Regions from separate parts of the Homo sapiens genome. Here all the other regions are linked to region 3. Evidence: chromatin loops called from intact Hi-C (ENCODE). Cell type or tissue: heart left ventricle. All regions are shown on one strand. Each heading gives the region's core, and the rest is flanking DNA. Links, peaks and the distances in the headings are about the cores only. Region 1 holds the start of LOC105375079 (a long non-coding RNA gene). Region 2 has its middle 42 kb from the start of ENPP4. Region 3 holds the start of RCAN2 (regulator of calcineurin 2).

Region 1 (7,816 bases), core at 512-3,011, 270 kb after region 3:
AGGACTCAGACCTAAGTCCAGCATGAGGAGTAGATGAGTTTATTAGGACTTACATACGGGGCACTCTGGGATGGCGGCAGGATAGCTCTGGAGATCTGCCCCACCTCCCATCCATAAACTGCTTTTAAGCTAATTTCCTGGCTCTTTGCCTACGTGTTTGAACAATGAGACTGTTTTTCTTGGTAGTTCCTCAGAAACTCTCTGGGAGGTTTGGCTTCTCAGGGACACCTGCTCCTCAGCTCGGCACCAGGGTCTTGGCTCACTGTCCGGCCCTCAGAGTTCAGGCAACAGACTTATACCCTTCGGTAACCTGTTGGGGGACCTGTCACAGTACAGTGGCTACCTTTTGAATGGTACTGCCTGAGAGGAACCCTCTCATGTGGAAGCCTTCCAATGTGCCATCAATATTCTACATCTCGATCCTGATCTCCATATGGATGTATACCCATGTAAAATTCAGTTAAAATGTGTGCCATATACTACAGTAAGTTATACCTCAACTAAAACAAAAGCTGTTCTCCCTGAGGACAGAGAAGAAGGAGCCATTAGTTGTGATGGGGGTTTAGAATGTCCTCATACTAAAAACGTACGTCTCCCATCTCATGTCTGTGAGATATTTCCATATTTTCAAAGCCTTCATTTAAAAATCTATAAATAAGTGTTCCTTTTTAAATGAGAGAGCACAGGACTTAGGCTCTGGGTGAAACACTGTTCATTCAAGTAACAAACTGTGTGCCTGACACTGGGTTTTCAGTGGTGAACAAGGTAGCTTTTGTCCCTGCCATTTCAGGGAGTGGAGTCTAGCATGGAAAAGAGATAAGAAATAAACAAGCAAATAATGGCCACAAATTCTCATAGGTAAGTACAGTGAAGAAAACCAAAAGTACTCTATGAGAATAGAGAATAAAAGTGGAGGATCATAGTCAGGGAAGGCCTCTCTAAAGAGGTAACATTTAAGCCGACCTGGAGGCACTGGCCATGGAAATGCTGCGAGAAAAGCATTCCAGGCAGCAGGGCTGAAGGCTGTGACTCTGGAAAGGCCTTGTCTTGTCGTGTTGGAGGAGCCTGAAGGATTTTGTTGGTATGGCTGAGGCACAGGGAGTGAGGGTGAGCACAGTTTAGGATGAGGTTGGAAGGCAGGTGGCGGAGGAAGGCAGGCTCAGTAGAACCTATTATTAATAGGCCAGGCTAGGGGGTTTGAGTTCATTTTAAGGGTTTCAAAAAGGGAATTATATGACCCAATTCATTGGTAAATCCTAACACAAACAAGAAGTTTCCTAATACAAAGCTACAGCCCAAAATGTCCAGATCCTCTGTAGCACTGGGGCTTGACGGGTCTTGCCCACATTAGGCTTGAAGATAGCTTTTGATAGCCTCGTGCTCCTCACTGCAATCCTATCTATTAACACCAGAAGAATTCTCAATATCCAACATCAATATGCAGTGTCTTGTGGTTCTAAAGTTTTTTTTTACTTCCCCTCCCCACGTCATTTAGAAAGCCTCAATGCAGAAAAAGGGGAACAGAGCAGGTGATAAAGGATGATAAGTCAGTCAGTGATTCAGGGAAACATTCATTTAGCTGCTGGTACAGAGTGTCCCTGCCAGAAGCCACCACGCTGAGCGTCATTGAACATTTGGCAGCCTTTCCCCTTAAATTTATGCAATCTGAGAAAGGGAAAATTTCAAGCAAAAAGTTTTCTGTCAAGCTCATTCATCTGCACCTTTCAAAGAAAGTCTGGGCAAATGTTTTTGGAGTTGATTCATGAGCTTTTTATGTCTCTAAAAGGAAGCCATATTTAAGGTTAGTCGTGTGTATGTGTACGCAAGCACATTTGGTACAGGTTGGAAATAGGAAATCCAAAATAGGCAGAAATGGATGAAACACTTTGTGCTAAAAAATTCATCCACAATACCTCCTTGGTGCTTTTGTGTTATTTTCCATTCTCAACCAATAATTGAGTTAGAAAACTTTTAGGGTTGGACAGGACTATGGGGCCTCCTTGACTAGTTGCTATCATTAGGAAAATCATTACTGTTCCCCAAACAATCTTTGGATTTGCCAGTAGGGTATTTTATTCTTAAAACAAGATTTATAGTTTCCGTACAAAGCTGCCAAGTTCAACACCTTGATAATCCATCTGATGTGCTGTTGTGGATGCTGTAGTCCCAGTTCCCCACTTCAGAGTCCCAGCTCCCCACTTCAGAGTCCCAGCTCCCCACTTCAGAGTGGAAACACTCATGCCCCCAGATGTTAGGAAGGTTGGTGGGTCATGACTCGCTGCTGAGTGGCCAGGCATTGCACTCAGCTGGAGAGATGCTCCCCACCCAAGGTCTCACCCTCCTCAGGGACAGCCTGCATCCAGTGACTAGTCAAGGAAGGCCTTCCCTTGGGCCACTCCAGCTCCAGAGCTATCCCTGTGGGATAGGCTGAGGCCCGGTATTTCAGTTCAACTCTGCCTTTATCCCCAACAGGTAAGGACTCTAAAGTCTCCCTAGTAAACCTCCTGCATGTACATCTCCCTCTCAGAGTCTAAGTCCTAGAAAAACTAACCTGACACTTACATCATCCTCAATAGCTTCTTCCATCACTTTGAGCGCCCCGGAATTGTACAACTCTTTTCCATCAATCGCTGCTGTTTCATTCTTAAGATGGATTGGTTATGCTAGGGGTTAGCATATTTTCCAAAAGCAGTGCAGCAAAGTTCTTCATGCTTTCTTTGTGCTGTCCTGCTGAGTTCAGGTCAGGGGTAGGTAGGGTAGACGTGCAGGTGACTTGGCACAAAGTTCCTCAGTGGAGAAAGGAGGGCTTCTCTCAACCATCCCTGTGGAGTGAGGAGGACAATGGATGCCTGTTCAGCTGTTGTCAGGAGCCTTCATGAAAAACACGGGTCTATAACAGGGAGGGTAGAACCCAAATTCTGGCCCATGTGCCACCCTCAGGCCACCTCAAAAGATGTCACCACCTCCCTGTCAACCTTGTATATGAGAAAGGGATGAAGATTGTGCAAGCGACTTTAGACAAGTTACTATAGTCCCTACAACTCAGTTTCCTCTCCTGTAAAATGGGCATAAAAATCCACTTTTGTCATGAGGACTTAATAAGATAATAACAGTAACAATTATTATTGGAGGGCCGGTTAATAACTACATTCACAAGTTTTGCTGCCACAAGACCTAGGTTTAAACCCCAGCTCTGCTGCTTGGTAAACTTGTGGTCTTGGACAGTTTTTTTAAACCTAAGTTTTGGTTTCCACATTTATCAAAAGTAAAGGATGATAGTATCTGTCTCAGAGAGTTAGGAGGGATTGAATGAGAAAGAGTATCAAGTGCTGGGTACATAGGAAGTCCTCACCCAGAGCTCTTTATGCATCAGGCCCCACACAGAGCACCTGGCATTTGTACCCTCAGTCTTCATGATGGCACCTTCACTGTTTCCATTCTTCAGAAAGAATAGTCAGCATTTTTTGAGTGCTTACACCGTGTCAAGAGCTCTTAAAAGTTCTTTACATTCTTTTTTTTTTTTTTTTTTTTGAGACGGACTTTTGTTCTTGTTGCCCAGGCTGGAGTGCAATGGTGTGATCTCAGCTCACCGCAACCTCCGCCTCCCAGGTTCAAGAGATTTTCCTGCCTCAGCCTCCCCAAGTAGCTGGGATTACAGGCATGTGCCACCATGCCCAGCTAATTTTATATTTTTTAGAAGAAATGGGGTTTCACCATGTTGGTCAGGCTGCTCTTGAACTCCCAACTTCAGGTGATCCGCCCTCCTCGGCCTCCGGAACTGCTGCGATTACAGGCTTGAGCCACTGCACCTGGCCAAGTTCTTTACATTCTTATTTAATTCTCTCTATGCTCTTATGATGAAGGCACTGATACCCACATTTTACATGTAAGGCAACTAAAGCCCAGAAAAGCTAAGTCCTTGGTACTCAAAGCATGTTCTACGCACTGCAGCATCTGCATCTGCATCCCGGGAGTATCTGCATCCCCCGTGGAGCTGGTTAGAGACGCAGAGTCTCAAGCGCCACCCCTGGCCTACTGAAACAGAATCTGCCTTTTAACAAGATCCTCCCTTGATTCCCAGTACTTTAAAGTTTAAGAAGCACTCAAGATCAACCGCCTAATATATCCCCAGCAGGGCTATGATTGCAGAGCACATACTTTTAACTGCCTCTGTGTATGAAATGCCCATCAAAAAAAAGTGCTCAAAGCATATAATTTTCCTTCCCCCAGCAATTCATTTGACTGAGCTTCCTCCTCTGTTCCTGTCCACAGTCCATTCTTACCCACTGTGCTGGCCTTGCTGTTTTCGATAGAATCTCCAGGTATTGCTGCTATGCTCCAGGTTCTGATAAACTTCCGCCCAGGGTCATTCCAAATATCTCTATTAAAAGTGCTTCTGAATAAGCTACAATGTGATTTCCAGAAAGGCAATTATTCCAGGAGTACACCAGTGTTCTGAGAATAGCCACTCCTAGCTTTACTGGGAGTAACAGGATGGTCTCAGACAGGCATTAGTGCCAGAAGCTGCCATGTGGATAATCTTTCCCTGAGAATGAAGGCAATCAGGAGAAAAGAAGAGCTGAAATGCTGAAAGAGAAGAAGAGGGATGGGAAGTGAGTTTAATGTTATTATTTGAGTGCCTAGACCAAACTATACCTGATACTCATATCCCCTGGACTTTTCAGATGCCTGAAGCAACAGATTTTCCTCTTCCTCAAACAAGCTTAAGTGGGGTTTCTTCACTCTCCACTGAGTGGCTGACTGAAAAATAAAGAAAACATAATATTTCTGTGGGATCGGTGGTGATATCCCCTTTATCATTTTTTATTGTGTCTATTTGATTCTTCTCTCTTTTTTTCTTTATTAGTCTTGCTAGCGGTCTATCAATTTTGTTGATCCTTTCAAAAAACCAGCTCCTGGATTCATGAATTTTTTGAAGCATTTTTTTGTGTCTCTATTTCCTTCAGATCTGCTCTGATTTTAGTTATTTCTTGCCTTCTGCTAGCTTTTGAATGTGTTTGCTCTTGCTTTTCTAGTTCTTTTAATTGTGATGTTAGGGTGTCAATTTTGGATCTTTCCTGCTTTCTCTTGTGGGCATTTAGTGGTATAAATTTCCCTCTACACACTGCTTTGAATGCGTCCCAGAGATTCTGGTATGTTGTGTCTTTGTTCTCGTTGGTTTCAAAGAACATCTTTATTTCTGCCTTCATTTCGTTATGTACCCAGTAGTCATTCAGGAGCAGGTTGTTCAGTTTCCATGTAGTTGAGCGGTTTTGAGTGAGATTCTTAATCCTGAGTTCTAGTTTGATTGCACTGTGGTCTGAGAGATAGTTTGTTATAATTTCTGTTCTTTTACATTTGCTGAGGAGAGCTTTACTTCCAACTATGTGGTCAATTTTGGAATAGGTGTGGTGTGGTGCTGAAAAAAATGTATATTCTGTTGATTTGGGGTGGAGAGTTCTGTAGATGTCTATTAGGTCTGCTTGGTGCAGAGCTGAGTTCAATTCCTGGGTATCCTTGTTGACTTTCTGTCTCGTTGATCTGTCTAATGTTGACAGTGGGGTGTTAAAGTCTCCCATTATTAATGTGTGGGAGTCTAAGTCTCTTTGTAGGTCACTCAGGACTTGCTTTATGAATCTGGGTGCTCCTGTATTGGGTGCATATATATTTAGGATAGTTAGCTCTTCTTGGTGAATTGATCCCTTTACCATTATGTAATGGCCTACAAAGCTGGAGGCATCACACTACCTGACTTCAAACTATACTACAAGGCTACAGTAACCAAAACAGCATGGTACTGGTACCAAAACAGAGATATACATCAATGGAACAGAACAGAGCCCTCAGAAATAATGCCGCATATCTACAACTGTCTGATCTTTGACAAACCTGAGAAAAACAAGCAATGGGGAAAGGTTTCCCTATTTCATAAATGGTGCTGGGAAAACTGGCTAGCCATATGTAGAAAGCTGAAACTGGATCCCTTCCTTACACCTTATACAAAAATCAATTCAAGATGGATTAAAGACTTAAACGTTAGACCTAAAACCATAAAAACTCTAGAAGAAAACCTAGGCATCACCATTCAGGACATAGGCATGGGCAAGGACTTCATGTCCAAAACACCAAAAGCAATGGCAACAAAAGCCAAAATTGACAAATGGGATCTAATTAAACTAAAGAGCTTCTGCACAGCAAAAGAAACTACCATCAGAGTGAACAGGCAACCTACAAAATGGGAGAAAATTTTCGCAACCTACTCATCTGACAAAGGGCTAATATCCAGAATCTACAATGAACTCAAACAAATTTACAAGAATAAAACAAACAACCCCATCAAAAAGTGGGCGAAGGACATGAACAGACACTTCTCAAAAGAAGACATTTATGCAACCAAAAAACACATGAAAAAATGCTCACCATCACTGGCCATCAGAGAAATGCAAATCAAAACCACAATGAGATACCATCTCACACCAGTTAGAATGGCAATCATTAAAAAGTCAGGAAACAACAGGTGCTGGAGAGGATGTGGAGAAATAGGAACACTTTTACACTGTTGGTGGGACTGTAAACTAGTTCAACCATTGCGGAATTCAGTGTGGCGATTCCTCAGGGATCTAGAACTAGAAATACCATTTGACCCAGCCATCCCATTACTGGGTATATACCCAAAGGACTATAAATCTTGCTGCTATAAAGACACATGCACATGTATGTTTATTGCGGCACTATTCACAATAGCAAAGACTTGGAACCAACCCAAATGTCCAACAATGATAGACTGGATTAAGAAAATGTGGCACATATACACCATGGAATACTATGTAGCCATAAAAAATGATGAGTTCATGTCCTTTGTAGGGACATGGATGAAATTGGAAATCATCATTCTCAGTAAACTCTCGCAAGAACAAAAAACCAAACACCGCATATTCTCACTCATAGGTGGGAATTGAACAATGAGATCACATGGACATAGGAAGGGGAACATCACACTCTGGGGACTGTGGTGGGGTGGGGGGAGGGGGGAGGGATAGCATTTGGAGATATACCTAATGCTAGATGACGAGTTAGTGGGTGTAGCGCACCAGCATGGTACATGTATACATATGTAACTAACTTGCACAATGTGCACATGTACCCTAAAACTTGAAGTATAATAAAAAAAAAAGAATAATTTGGGCTTTTAATAAGACAGTGGAATCCACTGGAATGGAAAAAAAAAAGAAAACATAATAGATACATATGTAAAGTCCTGTATTTATTTATTTATTTATTTATTTATTTATTTATTTATTTATTTATTTATTTACTGAGACAGGGCCTCACTCTGTCACCCAGGGTGGAGTCCAGTGGTGTGATCACAGCTCACTGAAGCCTCAACCTCCTAGGTTCAAGGGATTCTCCCACCTCAGCCCCTCCAAGGTAGCTGGCACTACAGGTGTGCACCACCACACCGGGCTAATTTTTTGTATTTTATTTGTAAAGATGGGGTCTTACTATGTTGCCCAGGCTAGACAACTCCTAGGCTCAAGTGATCCTCCTGCCTCAGCCTCTGAAAATGCTGGGATTACAGGTATGAGCCACCATGCCCAGTCACTGTTTGTTTTAAAAATGTAAATGCACAGGGAGAAAGAGAAGAGTTTGGAGAAGAGATAATAGAAGTTTGAGAGCCTTAGTTAATCAGCAACGCAGTATGTGTAAATACGGGGGAAGGGCAAAATCTGCTGTCTATGAGTTTCTGTTTAAAATGGTAGATGAAGGACATATATTTATTGCCCATCCAATCCCCAGAAATCTCCTGGAAATTACA
Region 2 (5,013 bases), core at 2,514-5,013, 410 kb after region 3:
GAGCTCCAAACTAAAGTGACACATAGATCAAATATTTTTAACATAAGTTTAGAATTTGAGGCATTTTATCTTCAAAGCAAAATAATTGGGAAGTGGAAAAAAAAAAAAAACCCATCAAGTTGACGAATCTATGAACTAGCTCTGACCTAGACCTAAACAAACTCAGCTCTGGAGGAGGCGTTGGGGTCGGAGCCGAAAGCAGGCAACAGTGCCACCTGGTGGATTATACATGCAGAAAAACATTCAGAGTTTTCAAATCCTGAAGGTGATTTCACACCTGATCCCTTCTTGGATATTTCAAGTTTTTACCTTTGATATAAAACGTGTTCATTTTTATTGTATTATCTGCCATCAGCTTCAATTATAGACATCTGGTATTTTTCTAACTCTACAGACCTACTTTTTTATAGAGCATATATTTCGTTTTTTGTTGTCGTTTTTAAGTAATGGAAGCAAATTTTAGTGCTAGAAGTTTAGTGTCAGCTGTTGGGGGACATGCACCCTAATCTTATTACAAACAGCAGAAAGCAGCCTGGCTTACTGCATTCCTGTGCAAATCACGAAAAATACTGTCTGTTAATGTCTTTTGAAGGTGGCAATTACTGCAAAATGTAATCATCAAGATTTAGAGTAACTATCAGCGTCGTTAAAAGAAAATATGTCCCAAAATGTATAATAATAAATGGAATACAAAGCAGAACTAAGTTCCATTAATATGCTCACATGTTGAAATTACTCATGTTACCCGTACATTATTTTTTCCCCTCCAGAATCTTCATTGTGAACTCATAAGAAAGTTGATGTGGCTTAGTTGTGGGAGAAGGGGAGGAAACAGTCACTGAACACACCTGTGTAATCTGCCAGGCTTCAAGATTTTACATATTGTATGTCATTTAATCTTTCTACCCACAATAAAGAAAAGGATTTGTGTCACCCGATAGCAAATTCTACCCCTCCCACATGGGCATGCGAGGTGTGAGTATCCAGGCAGGGAAAGTGGAATGAATCACAGTGATAGTTAACATTTCTGAGAGTTCATGGACCCTCCTGAAATCGTCTGGCCACAAACATTATTGCATAGGGTTCTAGAATGTTCCTTAACCTCCTGAAGCATGTTACCTTCATTTTTACAAATAAGAAAATGAAGACTGGGAAAATTTAGATGATTGTGCCCAAGGTCACCTGCATAAGCAAGCAGTAGAGGCAGCATTTACACTGAGATCTGTTTGGCACCAAAGTTTTTCTTACTCCATGTTGCATTTTGCTAAAACAATATGCAGTTCATTCTCCCTTCATCTTCATGACTTCTGTTAAACAATAAATACTTCACTAAAACCTTGATGGTTGCTTTTTCTAGTGCCACAATTCTGTAATTTGCCTTCTTTGTCCCCTACTTCTACCCACTCCTTACCCAAATGTAAACCAACACCAAAATAGAATTTAAATATGCATAGATCAATTGAGTACAGTATCTATTAATAGGTAAATTTAAAGGAAAATTAGACAAAATCTTAAGGCACCATGCAAAACATTAAGTGAGCCCTTCCCTGCTGCAAGCATTAATTACCCTTTGTGCTTTGTAAAGTCACCATATCACAGCCTGGGAAGTGCATAGGGACAAGAATGAGAGAAGATGTTCTTATTTATTACCTGATTTGTTGGGACGATCACTTGTTCAAGCAAAATCCTCTGCCTTTTAAAAAGTCATTTGGCTCAAAAATAAAGAAAGATATCTTTGAATCTTCTAAATCAACAAATGAGATTAGCTAGTATTTGAGTATTTACCATTTGAAAATATTTGCTGGTCTTGTATAAATGCTTAAATTTAATGTATACACATTATATAATGTCTTCTTTCTTTTTAAAAAAGAATAAAAATGTACATGATTTCAATTTTAAAAATATAGATACTTATGGGTAGAAAAGGAGTTAGAGAATGTTAACATAATTATCTTTGGGTAGTGGAAATGCAGATTATTTTTCTTATCTTTTTCTATAGTAAACATAAACTATCTTCATAATCAGAAAGAAATCTTCTTGATATAAAATACATACATCTTTGACACTACACAGGAATCCAAGAAATTCAAAATGACAGCTGTGTATATATTTCAAGCTAAATGTGTGTTTCTTGTGGAGTACTATAAAACTGAAGTATGAAGGGACAGATAATTTGGGGCATGTGTCCCCATACCAGTGAAATTATAGGAGTCAAGTGGTATTTCCAAAGCCTTAAGTACTTTCTTTATCTTTCCTGGATGGTTCAGAGTAACAATTTTTATAATATATACTATATTGAGAAGTATATATTATACAGTGTCACACACACACACACACACACACACACACACACAGAAAGAGAGCGAGAGAGTACGCTGATAGAGTTTGCTTTGGTTTTATAATATAAGACCAAACTTCCCAGATGTCTTTGGAGAAGAAAATCCCTAAATGATAAAATCCCAAAACCCTTCAAATCACAAAATAAAACTGTCAAAGGTAGAGAAACATAATTAAAAAGAACCTGGGGTGAGAAAGCTCAATGGACTCAAATTGGCCATAGCAGAAAGCACATTTCCTTTAGGCAGAATGATAGTGATGACAAATATGCAGCTCGTTTATTCTTCATTAGTTATTTAGTACACTTAGCATTAACACCAGTTCCTTCGAAACTCATCAAAATGTAGCATTGTCTTTATCTGCAACACCCTGACTCAGAGGATGCCCACTCTCTCTTTCCCTCTTTGAAGTTGGCTATCTGGGCTCCTCAGTATTTGGATATCAGGTATCAGCAGGTTCATCTGCTTTGAGATGTTTCTCTTCTATACTGGAGGTTCTAGAGAAGTGTTAGAGAGCTACTAAAGTGGTCAGACAAGGAGGATTTGGTCATGATGGAGTCCGCAGAGAGGGGATGAGAAGGGAAGAAACTAGACCCACCGTGAATAAGGAAGGACTTGGGCCAGGTGAAGGTCATTTCTGAGAGTCAGGTGCTGGGGTTGGGTCCCAACCTAAGTAAGATGACAGTGCCAGGGCAGAGCAGTAGGGGCAGGGAGAGGATGAAGCAGGGGAAGCCCTGCCTCAAAGCTTGAGGGTATTTAGTTCATCCTATCATATTGTTTTGGTGTAATGGTGGTGTTTGGGTGCTCAATTTCTTTATTAAGTTTATTTAAATAAACCTATCAAACAAGATGGTTTCAGTGAAGAAGATTCCATCTGTCTCAGTTTTGCAATATTTAATGTCCCCTTTTGTGTTTTCCTTCCTCATCTCCTCTAAGTAATAAAACAACATAGATGAATTTTACCCAAGCTCCTCTAGGACCTCTTCCAGATTGTATAATCTAAAATAGACAGCACTGAGGTGGGCCAACCAATGTAATCATGAGGCAAAATATGGATGACCATGTTCAATTTGAGAAGCAAGAAAGTATGGTGAAATTTGGGGATCATATGCAAGTAAGCATTTATGAAGAGATGTGTATGGTGAGCTAGGATGGCAGAGACAGCATTGTGAAGAATAAAATTCAGAAGGTTGTGAGATGAGGGTTATGAAAACCAAGGCCACTCAATGACTGGCTGTGAATGGCATTTGATGGAACTCTAAGGAAGAGAGAATGCCAGGAGAGGTAGATGGGAGAGTGGCATGTGCACAGTGACTGAAATGACTCTGCCAAACCATCTGACATTATCAGGTGGCTTACACACAGTTCCCTCCCTGTGCCCATATCAAAATGGGGGATATCATGCTACGATGTGCCAGTGGACCAAGTTGCTCCAATAAGCAATACCAGCTACTAGAAATGGTTTTCTGTGAGCATCTGTCTTTGTCTGGAATCCAGCTGGAATTTAAATGGTTGTGGATTGAACTGCTATCTGTGTTATGTGGCTGCTCATTTTCAGTATCATCCTATGAGCATAAAATTCAGATTTCTGATCTTAGCATTCAAGGCCATCCACAGTCTAGCCCAGTACTGTCCTCTTCTCTACTTTTCCCACAATCCACACACTCCATCCAATCAGGATTACTCTCCATCATTAAGAATTCTCAACTCTGCATCATACTTCACAACTTAACTTCCCTCTTCCACTCTAATTGTCCACTTATCTATCACTTAAGACATTCACGAAGGGCAGCCAAGATGGCCGAATAGCAACAGCTCCGGTCTACAGCTCCCAGCGTGAGTGACGCAGAAGACGGGTGATTTCTGCATTTCCATCTGAGGTACCGGGTTCATCTCACTAGGGAGTGCCAGACAGTGGGCACAGGACACTGGGTGCAGTGCACCGTGCACGAGCCGAAGCAGGGCGAGGCATTGCCTCACTCAGGAAGCGCAAAGGGTCAGGGAGTTCCCTTTCCTAGTCAAAGAAAGGGGTAACAGATGGCACCTGGAAAATCGGGTCACTCCCACCCTAATACTGCGCTTTTCCAACGGGCTTAAAAAACGGCGCACCAGGAGGTTATATCCCACACATGGCTCGGAGGGTCCTACGCCCACGGAGTCTCACTGATTGCTAGCACAGCAGTCTGAGATCAAACTGGAAGGCAGCAGCGAGGCTGGGGGAGGGGCACCCGCCATTGCCCAGGCTTGCTTAGGTAAACAAAGCAGCCGGGAAACTTGAACTGGGTGGAGCCCACCACAGCTCAAGGAGTCCTGCCTGCCTCTGTAGGCTCCACCTCTGGGGGCAGGGCACAGACAAACAAAAAGACTGCAGTAACCTCTGCAGACTTAAATGTCCCTTTGAAGAGAGCAGTGGTTCTCCCAGCACGCAGCTGGAGATCTGAGAACGGGCAGACTGCCTCCTCAAGTGGGCAGCCTAACTGGGAGGCACCCCCCAGTAGGGGCAGACTGACACCTCACATGGCCAGGTACTCCTCTGAGACAAAACTTCCAGAGGAACGATCAGACAGCAGCATTTGTGGTTCACGAAAATCTGCTGTTCTGCAGCCACCACTGCTGATACCCAGGCAAACAGGGTCTGGAGTGGACCTCTAGCAAACTCCAACAGACCTGCAGCTGA
Region 3 (7,816 bases), core at 3,023-5,522:
ATGGTGATGGGTTGGAATTGCAGGATTATTGCAAACTCATGGTTTTCAATATATAAAAATAGACATAGAAATAAAGAAGTAAATTTGTATACATATATATGTATAAAATATGTATGCGACGGAAAAGATAACTCACAGAATGGGAGAAAATATTTGTAAATCATATATTTGAGACAAGTTAATATCCAAAATTCCTAAAGGACTCTTACAACCCTACACGAAAAAGACAGACCAATTAAAACATAAGCAAAAGCCAAAAAAATTAAATACTTAGGCATAAATTCAATAAAATATTTACAATATCTCTGTAAGTGAACTTACAAAGCTCTAATAAAAGGAATCAGAGAAGAACTAAATAAATGGAGGGATATCCCATATTTATATATAGGAAGACTCAGTGTGCTCAAGATGTCAGTTATTCCCACCTTGATCTGTAGATTAAATGGCATCCCAGTCTAAATGGCATTATTTTGTGGATGTTGACAAAATGATTCTAGAGTTTATATGGGAAGGCAAAAGATCTGGAGTAGTCAATAAAATATTGAAGGAGAAGAACAATGTCAGAGGACCAAACCAGCTTGACTTTAAGATTTATTGTAAAGCTACAGTAATCAAGAGAGTGTGGTCTGAGTGAAAGGACAAACAAATACATCAGTGGAACAGAATACAGAGCCCAGAAATAGACCCACACAAATATATAGTCAACTTATCTTTGATGAAGGCCAAACACAATACAACAGAGAAAAGATCATCTTTTCAATATATAGTTCTGGAACAAGAGGATACCCGCATGCAGGAAAAAAAAGAGAATCCAGGCACAGACCTTATAACCTTCAAGAAAATTAACTCACAATAGAGAATAGACCAAGATATAAAATTCTAAACCATAAAACTCCTAGAAGATAACATGGAAGAAAATCTAGATAACCTTGGGTTTGGTGATAACTTTTTAGAAACAGTGCAAAAGGTAAAATCTATAAAAAATTGATAAGCTGGACTTTATTAAAAATAAAAACAGGTGGGGCACAGTGGCTCACGCCTGTAATCCCAGCACTTTGGGAGGCTGAGGCGGGTGAACCACGAGGTCAGGAGTTCAAGACCAGCCTTGCCAATATGGTGGAACATTGTCTCTACTAAAAATACAAAAATTAGCCAGGCGCAGTGGTGCGTGCCTGTAGTCCCAGCTACTTGGGAGGCTGAGGCAGAAGAATTGCTTGAACCCAGAAGGCGGAGGTTGCAGTGAGCCAAGATCATGCCACTGCACTCCAGCCTGGGTGACAAAGCGAGATTCCACCTCAAAAAAATAATAAGTAAATAACTAAAAACTGCTCTGCGAAAGACACTGTCAAGAGAATGAGAAGACAAGTACCAGGTAGGAGAAAATATTTATAAAAGACATATCTAATAAAGAACTCTTATTCAAAATACAAAAATAACTCTTACCAATAGAAAACAAGAAAAGCAACATAAGAAAATAATCTGATTAAAAAATGGGCAAAAGATCTGAACTGACGCCTCACCAAAGAAGATGGCAAATAAGGCACCGCAAATGGCTTTAAGCATATAAGTTTGACAAATGGCAAATAAGCATATAAAAATTCTCAACATCATGTCAATAGGCAGCTACAAATCAAAATAATGAGATGCCAATTAGAATGGTGGAAATCCCAAACACTGTCAACACCAAATGCTGGTGAGGATGTGGAGTAACAGGAAGTCTCATTCATTGCTGGTGGCAATGCAAAATGGTATAGCCCCTTCAGCAGAGTTTGTCAGTTTCTTACAAAATTAAACCTACTATATGATCTATCAATCACACTCTTTGATATTTACCCAAACAAGTTGAAAGCTTACATTCACACAAAAACTTGCACATGAATACTTAGAGCAACTTTTTACTTATTGTCAAAACTTGGAAGCAATCAAGTTGTCCTCCAACAGGTGAATGAACAAATAAACTGTGGTATATCCAGACAATGAAATATTATTCAGTGCTAAAAAGAAATGAGTTATTTGAGCCATGAAAAGACAGGGAAACTTACATCCATATTAAGTGAAAGAAGCCAATCTGAAATGACATTCACTTATATGACATTCTGGAAAAGGCAAAACTATGGGGACAATTAGAAATTCAGTGGTTGCCAGAGCTTAGTGGGGAGGATAGAATGAATAGGCAGAGCACAGAGGAGTTTTAAGGCAGTGAAGCTATTCTGTGTGAAACTATAATGGTGGATATAGGTCATTATACACTTGTCTAAACTCAAAAAAGTACACCACCAAGAGTGGATCTGTAAACTACGGACTTTGGTTGATAATGTTGTGTTCATGTAGCTTTATTCATTGTATTACTCCTGTGTCAGACTTTGATAGTCAGGGAGACTATGCATATGTGGGGGCAGGCAGTATATGGGAGTTTTCTGTTCTTTCTGCTCAACTTTCCTGTGAACCTAAAAGTTTATATTTATAATGTCACATACAACCATTGAGAGGCAGTCTAGTCTAGTGGGGACTCCAAAGCCAGGTTGTCTAGGTGTGAATTCAGCTTTCCACTTGTTAGCTTCAGCAAGTCATTTATTTAATCTTTCTGTGCTTTCTTTACTATAGGTTAATTATAGTACCTATCTAATAGAGTTGCCATGAAAGTGAAATGAATTAATGTATAAAAATTCATTGGCTTGGAGCGTGGCATATACTAAATGCTCAATAAATGTTAGCAAACCAAAATTCTGATCTTATTTACCACCATCCTTAACATTAGCTACCCTTTAGCCTCACTCCTGCTCTCCAAAATCCTCTTCAAGCTCAGACCCCATCCCATAAACTCTTTTTCTCTCTGTATTTTCTTCTTGCCATTAACATTTGTTTTGCTAGTAACATTTTGTTCTTCTCAAGGTAAACAACATGAGGCTGTTTGTCACTTTTCATTTTTTTCCTCATTTATTATGCTTCCTTCTTCACACAAACTGACAAACACAGAATTTCTCTTAGCAGTAGAAGGAGGAATATGTGGCTATGAGAACTCAGAAACAGCATCTAGAAAAGTAACAATATCTATATTTGGTGTTAGGAAAATGGCTATGTTGATTTTGGTAACAGCTAACATATATTGAGTATCACTGTGTGCCAGGCACTGTGCTTAGGTGTTTTACATGTATTACCTCATTTAGTTCTCAGATTAAATCCTGTGTTTTTCCAACTTTTCAAAATTTCTGCAATGAATATATTGCTTCTATAAGCTGAAAATTTTATTTGTAAATGTATATTCACAAAATAATAAATAGTCCCTGTTAAGATGAAAGTCATCAGTTTGACGAAGATTCTAGGAAGTACTCACTAATAATAAGTGAGATTTTGTTTAAAGGGTTGGGGATGCTTTACTTGGAAAGAAAGGGGATCCTGGAGTGCATTAGACATGCTAGCTATTTTTACATATTTTAAAGATAGTTAGAAGAGGAATTTGACTTGGTTTCTTTGGCTTCAAAAAGTAAGGGAGAACTAATGATTAAAGGGAGGCAAGTTTTTGCTCAACTTAAGAATGCCCTTTCAGACAATTCTAACCCAAATGGCAATTATCTAAATCAACGACTAATTACAGATTTATGCATCCAGGGGAAGGCTGAACGAGGGGAAGCCTAAGGTCATTTTCAATTCTGAAATTGTGTTTATGTTAATGCAGATTAATCAGAGAGAAGAGCCAACGTCTCGTCTACCTTTTTTTGTTGAAAACAAACAAAACGTGATTGTATGTCAACTTTGGAAAAAAACAACGTAGTGTGGGTAAGTGAAGAATGATTGTGAATGGACTGCTTCAGTGCAATCGTAATATTGTTATCAGAAAATCAAAAGGCATAAAAAGCAAAAAGAAAACGGCTTATTTATGCAGCAATTCGAAAGATGACAGAACACAAACCTGATTTAAATGTTATTCACTCCCTCCCTCAGATTGGTCTGCACACCTCCTTCCTTTAATTTCCCGCACTCTCCTATGATCTTTTGCATAATTCACATTCTCTTGCCATGAGACTCAGTCCTGTTCCTATCTGTGCCACCCGTAAGCCACAGGCTTCCTTACCCATTTGAGTTGCTTTATTCCGTAAAGCAGAGACTTCTACTGGGGTTAACTTTGTTGAGCAACAGATCTACCCTAGATTGCGATTCACCTTCAGTCCCGTTTGCTGTAGGATACCAACCTCCCACTCACTGTGTCATGGCTCTCACACAATAGGATTCCTTGCAGCCCGAACCCTTCTGTCCTCAGGTCTGATGGCTGCAAATCCTGGCAAAGCTGTGAAGCCCGCGCAGGGCACCCTCAGCGGCCTGGGCTGGGCCGGGCGCAGGGCTCCAGCCAGAGGGCGCCAGCGCCCACCAAGCGCAGAAGCCCGGGAGGACCATCCAGGGGCTCCCCGACATTTCCTCAGTTAGCCAGAGTCGGGGGGCTCAGACATCTGGTAAGAAGAGTCTTTCTCCCAGTACTCCCCCACCACAGTTTGCTTCTCTGACCATTTCTTCTGGGCTGTCGCTGCCCCCTCACCCTCAGCTTAGTATGGGACCCCGAGGAGCCTCTTCCCGCTGAGGCCGGGACTCCTGCAGCCAGGCTCCCACGCCAGGTGCCCGGAGGCTCCTGCGCCCTCCCGGGCACCTGAAGTGGAAAGGAGGGGGTGCGGGGCTGAGGGCAGGGTGAGAGCCCCGGAGGTGCGGTGGGTAGGGGACTGGGGAGGGCGCCGGGTCAGGAGGGAGGAGATGAGAAGAGGCCAGACAGGGGCTTTCGGTTTCCCTGGGTCTGATTGGAGGTTGGCCCGATGAGTCGGAGCTGGGGACGCGCCCATCTCCGCCGGCTCCTGCGAGAGCCGCCGGCTCAGCCCCTCCCTGGAGCCGCTTTGTCCCGGGTGACGGCGGCGGAGGTTGCGGGGAGGAGCGGGCAGCAGGCAGAATCCCACTGACCCACGGCGGCAGAGAGAGGGAGGCGGGGCGCGCCGCGCCGCGTACGGCCCCACGCAAAGGCCCGCGGGCACCGCGCCGCCCCCACGCGCTCGCACCGGCGGGCAGGTGAGCAGGCAGCGCCGCGCGCTAGCAGCTGGCCCCCGTAGACGCCCCAGCCGCCGCCTCCGCCTCCGCCTCCGCCGGCGCATCGCGGACGCCCAGCAGGTCGGTTATGTAACCGCGCCGGCCAGGCTCGCCCAGGCACCCCGTCCCGCCGGGGCTGACAGCAGCCCCGGGGTCGTGCCGGGGGTCCGCGGCGGGGATCTGGTCTCCGGGCCGGGTCTGGGTGCAGGGCGGGGGCGGGGGCGGGGGCGGGGGCGGTGGCGGGGGTGGGGGCAGTGGCGGGGGTGGGGTTTGTCTCCAGATCTGTGGTCAGTCCCGGCTGCGGCCGTGGGGACGGAGATCTCCCGCGACCCCCCTCTAGGGGGCGCGGGTCCAAAGGAGCCCCTTCCCCACTGCCCGTGGCCCGGGGGTTTGCCTTCCTGGAAGCAGCAGCAGGTGCATAAGTGAAGGAGCGAGGATGACGCCTGTGATCCCCGGGACTGAGGCTTAGAGAGGGTCTAGAAGAGACTAACTGGATGCAGAGAGCAAAGAAGATCGAGAGATCCCTTCTTCCCAATGCAGAGGCTGGGGAGGGGGTAGGTGCACTGAGGTGCAGCGGGCTGAGAATTGTCCTGCTTGGGATTAGCGGCCTTGGGTCATCTAAAAATAACTTCAAGTTTGAAAAGTGAAATGGAGCGGAGCGCAGTGTGCCGGGTTCGTCCTGCCTGTGGGATGCTTCGCTCCAGAAGTCACCAGAGGGAACAGGCAAATCCCAGCCGCCTGATCCCTCGGCCGCCTCCAGGTCTCGCTGGTTTCCAGGGTGCCTCGGTTTGCCTTTTAGTTAATGATTTATTCTTCGAGGTACTTCTGCCTATTTCTTATCCCAAAATGAATTATAGCAGAATGCATGCTTTGAATCTTTCCTGTTTCTTACAATGGGATAGAGGTGTTCAACTGCCAAATGAAGTTTTTTTAAGTCTCAGTTTAGTAAAAACAAAAGTTTCTGGGGTTCCTTTAATATGCATTCCCACAGTTTTCCACAATTGGAGATGAAGGGATGTCACAGCATTCCAGCTCACACTTCTCTCTCCCTTCAGCCAGAATTTCACTCAACTTATCATGCAGAGGGGAGGCTTTAGGAAATGTAGGACAACTTTAACAGTGCAACTCAAGTTTCACACCTTTGTTATCCTTTATTACATCACTTCAAAACGAAGAACAAATGTACCACAAGGTACCACGCAACACTTGCTAACCGGCCTCTGCATTCTGGGGGCACAGTGAAGTTGGAAATACCCAAAAGCTGGAAAGGATCAAGAGGCAGGTCAGCATTGACTGTCAACTAGGCAGGAGAGTGAGCATTTGGCTGCTTTTCAGTGTAGTCATTGATTTTCTTTAGCCTTAGAGCTATTATATTAAGTATGATCAGCCATTGAGTTCAATTAGTCTAAAATGTGAGTTGCACTTTGCATTCAAATCCACTGCAAATCAAATCAGCATTTACTGAGCATCTACTACCTGAGTCCAGTCCATAGAATTTTGTGAGGGAAAAGTGTTCTCATCTAAAGCTACATGATTCTGAGAGCTCTCAAAATGCTTAGTGTGTGCAGGTCCTCCAGAACTCACCTAAATTTGGGAGGGCATGACTCTTTCTCCAGTGATGAACGTGTAACAGACAGAAGTGGGAACTCGAGAGCTTTCTCATTTGTAAGTGCACATCACGGTGTTAAAAACCACTTGTGTAATCATTTGCAGACAGTCATACATATCACAAATTCTTTTTATTGAGACTAACATTGACAATCACCGAGGTCTCATTTTCCTATTTTACGTTCTGTAGCATCCACTCGATCAATTCAATAATTATTTGTTGAGCACCTCCTGTGTGCTTTGTAGGTCCTGTGCCAGAGGCTAAAAGAATGAGGCCCATGCCTCCCAGAAATCAATTTAGCAGAAAAGGAGAAGAAAATAAATGGTAATGATTCAACATCATGAGTGTTTAATGAAGACAGAAACAAGTTTAATGGGAGCCAACAGAAGAAAGAGTGGAGGGAATCTGGAAGAGTTTAAAGAAGAGTTTACATTTGGTCTGGATCCCAATAGGTGGTAGGAGTTGTCTAGAGAAGGGGCTGGGTATTCCACACTGAAGGAACAGCATACACACATGGCAGAAAGGTCACATTCAGAGGACACCTACATGTTCTGAGGGAAGACAGGAATGTTTAGAAAGGTTTCACTGAAGCTGGATTGTGAATATACCCTGCTAAGGAGGAGAAACCATGTGGCCCTTAATGGTAGGAATGATTTCATCTAACTTACATTTTGCAAAAGTGACTGTGGAGGTGTGAGGAGGTGGGGTTGCAAAAAGGAATGAGGAGACTTTAGACCATTGGAGTGGCACAGACCAAAACAAAACAAAAACCAGAAAACTTATGAAATGTGCCTGAACCAGATGGCCTGGAGGAAAGAGAAGAGATCTATACAGAGCCATTTCAGGGGGAGGATCGGTAGCATTGGTCACCAAGTGGATGGTGGTATGGAAGGAGAAGCTTAGATGTCTAGAGGATGGTCAGGCTTTTAACTGAGGGAGTAAATAAGAGGAGACTTGAGAAAGATGGAGAATTTTTATTTTGAACAACCAAATGAAAATGTTCAGTAGGCACTTTTATTTTCAAATGTAATTTCTTCATTTCTGGTGCTAACCTTCTACTGATCTTACTTCTCTTCATTTCTGAGACTGTGTAAGGTTGCTTTTAGAGAAGAAGGAGAGACAAACTTAATAGCAGGAAGTTGT

What was found. A loop is a pair of places that touch in the nucleus more often than their neighbours do. Peaks named below come from ENCODE experiments on the same cell type or tissue, not always from the same donor. Only the 100,000 strongest peaks of a DNase experiment are listed, where the experiment ranks them.
Region 1: a loop joins it to region 3, with 4 times the contacts of the local background. A loop is called at or near these places in 28 of 110 quality-filtered maps.
Region 2: a loop joins it to region 3, with 13 times the contacts of the local background. A loop is called at or near these places in 18 of 110 quality-filtered maps.

What each region holds. Positions count from the first base shown.
Region 1 is chr6:46,211,588-46,219,403 of GRCh38, reverse strand. It overlaps LOC105375079 (a long non-coding RNA gene), which reads right to left and starts at 99. Exons shown (of 5, transcript XR_001743802.3): 1 at 54-99. In heart left ventricle, for the core only: no CTCF peak of the experiment used is centred there; no DNase peak of the experiment used is centred there; H3K27ac peaks cover 640 bases.
Region 2 is chr6:46,085,503-46,090,515 of GRCh38, reverse strand. It overlaps a transcript of CLIC5 not described here. Among named protein-coding and RNA genes, the nearest start is that of ENPP4, 42 kb to the left of the region's middle. In heart left ventricle, for the core only: no CTCF peak of the experiment used is centred there; no DNase peak of the experiment used is centred there.
Region 3 is chr6:46,488,502-46,496,317 of GRCh38, reverse strand. It overlaps RCAN2 (regulator of calcineurin 2), which reads left to right and starts at 4,869. Exons shown (of 5, transcript NM_001251974.2): 1 at 4,869-5,145. RCAN2-DT (RCAN2 divergent transcript) reads right to left here and starts at 4,266. Exons shown (of 3, transcript NR_125837.1): 1 at 4,191-4,266. RefSeq lists silencers at 4,247-4,306, 4,817-4,906. In heart left ventricle, for the core only: CTCF peaks have their summits at 4,340 and 5,469; DNase peaks (open chromatin) are centred at 4,317, 4,847 and 5,407; H3K4me3 peaks cover 2,482 bases; H3K27ac peaks cover 2,500 bases.